Regions from separate parts of the Homo sapiens genome. Here region 2 is linked to region 1. A link is an interaction called in ENCODE POLR2A ChIA-PET data of the cell type or tissue named here. Cell type or tissue: K562. All regions are shown on one strand. Region 1 overlaps CELA3A (chymotrypsin like elastase 3A). Region 2 has its middle 14 kb from the start of ALPL.

Region 1 (4,000 bases):
TGGTGTTACCTTCAACCTGCAGCCCCCAGGCCCTGTCTTTCTGCCACTGTCTCTGTGGCCAGCTAGAGAAGTCAGCACGTACTATAGAGACGGCCCCAGCCGGTGATGTAGCAGGGTGTCTTGTTGGGAAGGATGTCACCAGCGGGAGGGAGTGAGGCGAGCTGGACGGCATCTCCCAGCTGGGCGCTGCGTGAGAGCTTGATGAGGGCGATGTCATTGCTGGGGAGGAGGGAACAGTCACGGGGCCTGGTCCTCCAGCCGGCCCAAGTCCTACCTTCTAGCCGTTGCTCCAGGCTATTCCACCTCTGAGATGCCCCAACTTCTTTACCCTCCAAATCCACTCTTTCATCATCATTATTATTATTATTATTATTATTATTGAGACAGAGTCTCGGTCTGTTGCCCAGGCTGGAGTGCAGTGTCACAATCATAGCTCACTGCAGCCTCCTGGGCCAAGGGATCCTCCTGCTTTCACCTCCTGAAGTGCTGGAATTACAGGCATGAGCCACTATACCTGGCCCAAATCGTTCTTAAGGCTGAGGAATTTTATTTATTCATTTATTTATTTTTGAGTCAGAGTCTCGCTCTGTTGCCCAGGCTGGAGTGCAGTGGCATGATCTTGGCTCACTGCAGCCTCCGCCTCCCGAGTTCAAGTGATTCTCCTGCCTCAGCCTTTCCAGTAGCTGGGATTACAGGCTCATGCCACCACGCCTGGCTAATATTTGTTAAGATTTTTTCATACACTTGAAAGGCATAAGATTGTCTCCTTGGCCTTCACACCACCCAGGAAGCCCAACTTCATGGTCACCTTTTGACAAATGGCAAAACTAAGGCCCAGAGAAGGCCAGTGACTTGCTCAGGCCATACACAGAGTTAATGCCAGAGCCTGACTCTCAGCCCAGTGCTCCTCCTTTTGCCCATAGTGCTGGGAGCCCAGGATGCACTGGGTGAGCCATCTATTGAATGGAGAAACCCTCGGATATGGGGGAAGGATGCCAGAGGAACCCTGAGCTCTGAAGCCACTAGCCAAGTGGCCTTGGCAGAGTTCCTGCCCCTCCCTGAACACTGCCATCCCCTCTGTAGGGAGACAGGTTTGGTGGTGATGGTCCTTAAAGGCTCTGCTGGCTTCAATCCTCAGTGTGTGGGACCTGGGCACAGGCTGCTGGACTCAGCTCCCCTGTCCCTATGTCCCTATGTCCCTACGTCCCTACTCAGAGTTGGAGCCTACTCAGACTTGGCTGTGGGTCATGGAGGGACAAGTAGAGGAGCCCCTGGGTTCCAGACCGGAGCATTCACTCACCCACAGGCCACACACGAGCGGTTCCAGAGTGGATGCACAAACAGCTCCTCAGAGTTGATGGGGATCACCTGCTCGGGGCCCTCCTTCACAGCAAGGTTGTACTCACCCAACACCACCTGGTAGGTCAGATCCCTCCTGCAGGCAGAGGTGAGGTCAGTCGGGGCCTGACTGGCTCACCTCCCTCCTTCCCCATCATCACCCACTCTCCCCCGCTGCCCAGGGCCACAGGCAGGGACAGGGTAGAGAACTCACGAGATGCAGTGGCCGGCAGTCACAACCCAATCGGGGGCGATGAGGCTACCGCCACACGTGTGGTAGAAGCTTCCACTTTTCTCATACTGCAGGGAAACCTGGTGGCCCAGGAGGAAAGGGCCTCAGTGGGCTGGGCCCCACCATGAGAGTTGCCACCAATGGCTGTATAGGTTGTGCACTGTGCAACTCTAGAGGGCGCCATTCACATGGAAAACGAGAGCACCCACTGAAATATGCAGCATACAACCTGCGACCTGGGCAGCTGCCCGTGGTGGCCCTATCACTTTTCCATGGGGGTCACATTCTGATTCTCCAAAGCCTCCCCACACCAGCACTATGACCTCCCTGGGGACCCCAACATTCTCTACCTTCTGTCTCTTAACAGCCCTTGAAGGCCCTCTGTTCTATCACGCACCCCTCGCCCTGTGAGTTTTTTTTTTTTTTGAGATGGAGTTTTGCTCTTGTTCCCCAGGCTGGAGTGCAATGGTGGCAATCTCAGCTCATTTCAACCTCCGCCTCCCGGGTTCAAGCGATTCTCCTGTCTCAGCCTCCACAGTAACCGGGATTACAGGCACCTGCCGTCGTGCCTGGCTAATTTTGTATTTTTAGTAGACACGGAGTTTCACCATGTTGGCCAGGCTGGTCTCGAGCTCCTCACCTCAGGTGATCTGCCCACCTCGGCCTCCCGAAGTGCTGGGATTACAGGCGTGAGCCACCGCGCCCAGCCCCCCTGACTCTTTTGAACCTCAGCTCTTTCAAGGCCTCTTGAGCCTTCTGAAGCACAGCTCACCCTGATGAGTTCTTTGCCTCTCTTCCCATTTCCTACACATTCTGATTTTCAAAAGCTCCATCTAGACCAGGGTTAGCAAACTGTGGACAGTGGGGCACATCAGGCTTCTGGTCTGTTTTTGTAATAAAGATGTCCTGGAAATAGTCACATTCATTTCTGTATTGTTTGTGTCTGCTTTCATGCTACCATGGCACAGTCAAGTCATTACTATCCAAACCATCAAATAACCTAAAATATTCACTCTCTGGCCATTTACAGAATAAGCCTGCTGACCCTCTCCGATAAAACTTCCCATAATCATGGGAATGTTCTATATCTTTGCTGTCCAATATGGTAGCCACTAGCCACATGTGACTATTGAACATTTGAAATGTGGCAAGCAGGCCAAGCATGGTGGCTTACGCCTATAATCCCAGCACTGTGGGAGGTCAAGACAGGAGGATCACTGGAGCTCAGAAGTTCGAGGCAAGCCTGGGCAACATAGTGAGACCCCATCTCTACAACAATGTATAAAAATTAGCTGGGCATGGTGGCGCATGCCTGTAGTCCTAGCTACACAGGAGGCTGAGGTGGGATTATTGCTTGGACCTAGGAGGTCAAGGCTGCAGTAAGCTGAGATCACACCACTGCACTCCAGCCTGGGCAACACAGCAAGACCCTGTCTCAAAAAAAAAAAAAACAAAGAAAAGAAAAGAAAAGAAAAAAGCACTGAGGAAATGAATTGTTAACATTTTTAATGTAAGTAAATTTCAGCTGGGTGCAGTGACTCACACCTGTAATCCCAGCACTTTGAGAGGCCGAGGCAGGTGGATCACCTGAGGTCAGAAGCTCCAGACTGGCCTGGCCAACACAGTGAAACCCTGTCTCTACTAAAAATACAAAATTAGCCGGGCTTGGTGGCGCGTGCCTGTAATCCCAGCTACTTGGGAGGTGAGGTAGGAGAATTGCTTGAACCCGGGTGGCAGAGTTTGCAGTGAGCCAAGATTGTGCCATTGCACTTCAGCCTGGGCAACAAGAGTGAAACTCTGTCTCAATAATAATAGTAATAATAATTTAATTTAATTTTTTTTTTTGAGACAGAGTCTCACTCTGTTGCCCGGGGCTGGAGTGCAGTGGTGCAATCTTGTCTCACTGCAACCTCCAACTCCCAGGTTCAAGGGATTCTCCTGCCTCAGCCTCCTGAGTAGCTGGGATTACAGGCGTGAGCCACCGCACCTGGCCTAATTTAATTAAATTTAAATAGCCACAGCACATCAAGTCCAGCCTTCTGAGCTTCCCTCCACTGGCCTTACAAGATCCCTCACTCCCTTATTGCTTTCAGACCTCAAAGCCCTGTAGTATCATCCTAGGAATCTAGAAATGAGTCTCTCAAAATCTCACTTCGTCAACACAGTGCCTGAAATTCCACCATCAGTGTGCCAACTCCTTGAGTTTAGCATTTCCTTCACCCCCGATTCCAATTTTAAGTTGCAAATAGCCCAGTGAGGGTTACAGATGAAACGGGCAAAACCTCCCCGTGAAGTAGATGGTCCAAGGGCTGCCTGGTCTTTGGAAGCTGAAGTGGACATTGCAAAGGGAGCAATGGTGTCAAGGCTGGATGCCACGCCATTAGAGCTTAGGGTCCAGAGCCCACGGTGGGAATGAGGGCAGCTGCTATT
Region 2 (4,000 bases), 510 kb after region 1:
GTGTGCTTGCAGGGCTAGAGTGAGCGCGTGATGGGGTGGGCTCCGAAGGCCTGAGCCCTCATCTCCTAGCAGTTGCAAATGAAAAGGTCTATAGTGATGGACTGTGGCCCAGGCTCTGAAGTCAGACTACCTGGGCTCAAATCTGGCTCCAGTAGCTGCTTGACCTTGAGCAAGTGAGGCTCTCCGTGCCTCAGTTCTTCATCTGTGAAATGGGAATGTTAACAACTTCCACAGAGGGTTGTTGGGAAGTTTATGTAAAATAATACCTGTAAGTCCCTTGGAAGAGATATACCTGCTCTTATGAGCATTATTTTATTGGATATCTATATTAATGAAAAATTTAGTTGCAGGTAATGGAAAACCTCTCCACTGGCATAACCAAAGAGAATAGTTTATTAAAAGGGGGGTTCGTCCATGACAGCCAAGGGCAGGAAGGCAGCCAATACTCCAGAAGAGACTGGAAGCAGAGATTTGATCAGTTACCAGTCCAACCCATTTCCTATCTCTGAGTTTCTTCTCTCTGTGCCTGCTTTGTTCGTCTGTGCTTGTAGACCCATTTTCTCCTCCTCCTTGTTGTTGCAGCAGGACCTTGCCTCCCCAGGGCTCCCCAAGCAAGTGCATTGCAATCCCAGTGCCCAGGAGAGACAATTGGATTGGCCCAGCTGGGTCCTCTCCTGGTCCAATCAACCACAGATGGGGGCTGAATCATGCGATGCCAACATGGCAGCTCCCAAAGACATTGGATTGGCCCAGCTTGGTCCACTCCTGGTCCAATCAACCATGGATAGGGGCGGGATCATGCAGTGCCAACATGGCAGCTCCCAAAGAAGAGGGGACTGGCCTGTGAATGGGATGAGACACCCCCAATCCCCCGCCCCCAGATGATGAAATTCAGTTATCCTACTTCCCTCTGCCACAAACTACTTTTGCTCCTTGGTTCTACAACTAAGAGGACACACGCTGCTCCGGTTTGAATGTCCCCTCCAAGATTAAGGTTGACAATCCTGCATGTGGCAGTATTGAGGGGTGGTGCCTTTAAGAAGTGCTCATAAGGGGCTCGCTCTGCTCTCGTGAACAGATTAATCCATTTATGGATTAATGAGTTATCATACAAGTGGAACTGATGTCTTTATAAGAAGAAGAAGATGAATTCAGATGTAGTTGTCAGCTCCTGTAGTCTCAGCTACTTGGGAGGCTGAGGCAGAAGGATCTCTAGAGCCCAGGAGTTTGAGGCTACAGTGAGCTATGATCACACCACTGCACTCCAACTTGGGTGACAGAGCGAGACTCTGTCTCTTAAAGAAGAGAAGAGGAAAGAGAGACTTGAACTAGCATGCTCAGCCCCCTCGCCGTGTGATACCCTGCACTGCCTCAGGATTCCACCAGCAAGAAGGCCCTTACCAGATGCAACCCCGTGACCTTGCACTTCTCAGCCTCCATAACTGTAAGGTATAAATTATTTTTCCTTATAAATTACTCAGCTTCAGATATTCTATTATAAGCAACAAAAAACAAACTTAGACACACCTAGAGGCCCTGCTTGCAGGTTCCCTGATGCTGGGGAAGCTACCACAACACCTGTTGCACTAAGCAGCCATCCCAGGACACCACACATACACACATACACACACACACACACACACACTCCTCTAGCCACAGCTGACTAGATGGGGTTCAGCCAATCCCTGGTCTTGTCTCCTGATTCAAAAGGAGGAGCTGAGCCAATCAGATTCACAATCAGAATCTGAACTAAGAAAGTCAGGGAAGGGCAGTTGTTGGCCATGAGGGATGAAAGATCAGATTCTCCTGGGTCTTGAGGGTCAAGGTTAGCTGGTGGAATCTGAGGAGCTGAGAGAGAAGAGAGCAGTTACTGAGAGAGAAACTGAGGTAAGAGACACCTGCAGCCCAAGACACCAGGCAAATAGCTTCAGTCTCTGACTTTCCAGTTCCCGCTTCCAGTACGGGAGAAGCCTGACCGAATGGAGCTTTCCTAAGCCAATGGAGATCCCCGGAATTTCCAGTCATAGTCTCACAATTTCCCCCATCCAAATATTAGTTTTGTGTTACTAAAAAATGTTCTACCCCAAAAATTCACTTCCTTATTTCTCTGTAACATGAGCCACAATCATCCAACTTTTTTATTTCTCCATGGAGAGAAGACACAACCCACCCACCCCCGTACCTCTCCTGCTTCAAGCCCTGTGGGCATGTGAGTGGGCATGTGCCCATGTGTGCGCCTGGAGCGTGCACAGAATCATCTCCATTTAAGGATGGTTCACACTCAAATATTCTCCGTGTCCCAGTATCACCTGACCTCCCCCTAGGAGAGAGGGGACAGAAAGCAACTTGCTCAACATGGTCTGTAGAGACAACCATTATGGCCACCAGCTCCAGAGTGTGGGCACTGCATCCCTGAGGGCAGAAAGGGACATTCCCCAGAATTGGGCAGGCAGAAGGGAGCTCTCTCCAGGCCTCAGAGCTGGGCTGGTCACGGCACGTCAAAATATTTCCTCCAAAGGAGTACCAATCTCAGTGCTTCTGTACTTGCTTAGATAGAGGCTGCTTATAGACCAAGCAGCCATTTGCATGAACAGAGGTGGGTCAGAATCCACCACAGGTACCCGCTCCCCAGCTCTTTCCACCCCACGGTCTCTGCACCATGCCTAAGTAGCTCAACCAGACCTGGTTCCAACCTCTTCTCTGCTCCAGCAAACTTACAACAAAGTTCTATTCTGATTCAATGAAGATTTTTTCATCCGTAATTCAATGACACATGCACACACACCCCGGCCCTCCTTTGTGTGAGCCACTAGTAACACTGAACTCTTACTTCCTTATTTGTAAAATGACAAGGTTGGAGGAGGCATGGTCTGGGGCCCAGCCCTGCTCTGCCAGTCTGGGAATGTGTCTTTCATTGCTACTGTGTGTCATGACAATGGATGAGAGACTTTTTTTTTTTTTTTTTTTTTTTTTTTGAGATGGAGTCTTGCTTTGTCGCCCAGGCTGGAGTGCAGAGGTGCAATCTTGGCTCACTGCAACCTCCACCTCCTGGGTTCAAGCAATTCTCCTGCCTCAGCCTCCTGAGTAGCTGGGACTACAGGCACGTGCCACCATGCCAGGCTAATTTTTGTATTTTTAGTAGAGACGGGGTTTCACCATATTGGCCAGGCCGGTCTCGAACTCCTGACCTCAGGTGATCCGTCTGTCTTGGCCTCCCAAAGTGCTGGGATTACAGATGTGAGCCAGCATGCCCAGCCGATGAGAGACTACTTTGTTCCCTATTATTGGGCCGTTTTCTGCACCTGTGAGGTCAGTCACTGTTTCCTGATTTTCCAGTATCCCCAGTGCAGGGGCTCTGTGGGGAGAAAACTCTGATGATTATTGCCTGCGTGGGAATCTACCTGGTGCCAAAGAGGCGGGACAGGCTACTGACTGACTGGCTAACAGACCAGCAGGGGACTGACAGCAGAGTGAGCCTGCAGTTGATACGTTCACACTCTGAGCCTGGGTACAGCGGCAGCCCCTGAGCTGGGCCAGGTCATAGCCCCACCCTTCCTTAGGAACCAGTGTTTACTATTAAAAAGTGAGGGCAGGAAAGTGGGAGAACCCCCAAATCTATACAAAACCCAAGAACAAAAGTCCATTCAACCATCTTATGCAAAATTTTGCATTCAGTAAGTTAGCAATCCCGAAGTATAAACTACTTTCAATGTTGGCATACATGTTAGGTGTTTGTGGGTGAGTGTCGTTGACATTTCTAATTACATAGAAGAGGTGGGTGACGGGGTCTCACCATGCTCTGGGAGTCTAAGGTCTAAAGCGGACCTTGGTGCTGGGAGTTGAGTCTTCAACAATGGAACTGGTGGCCCCAAGTCCTCACCTCTCTCTTTCTCTTTCTCTCTCTCTCTCTCTCTCTGGGTAGAAGACCTTTTCTGTTTTACCACTGCCCCTTGAATTATCTTAAAACTTAGTTTCGGCCAGGCGCAGTGGCTCACGCCTG

Evidence for each region. Peaks named below come from ENCODE experiments on the same cell type or tissue, not always from the same donor. Only the 100,000 strongest peaks of a DNase experiment are listed, where the experiment ranks them.
Region 2: POLR2A ChIA-PET joins it to region 1 with 5 read pairs; 2 of 35 experiments call an interaction of 5 or more read pairs at or near these places.

The regions. Positions count from the first base shown.
Region 1 is chr1:22,003,097-22,007,096 of GRCh38, reverse strand. CELA3A (chymotrypsin like elastase 3A) reads right to left here. Exons shown (of 8, transcript NM_005747.5): 3 at 1,553-1,650; 4 at 1,301-1,435; 5 at 83-219. Among named protein-coding and RNA genes, the nearest start is that of CELA3A, 3.4 kb to the right of the region's middle. In K562, a CTCF peak has its summit at 1,755 (motif pointing right); no DNase peak of the experiment used is centred here; H3K27me3 peaks cover 351 bases.
Region 2 is chr1:21,493,829-21,497,828 of GRCh38, reverse strand. No RefSeq gene overlaps it. Among named protein-coding and RNA genes, the nearest start is that of ALPL, 14 kb to the left of the region's middle. In K562, no CTCF peak of the experiment used is centred here; a DNase peak (open chromatin) is centred at 1,693; H3K27me3 peaks cover 1,496 bases.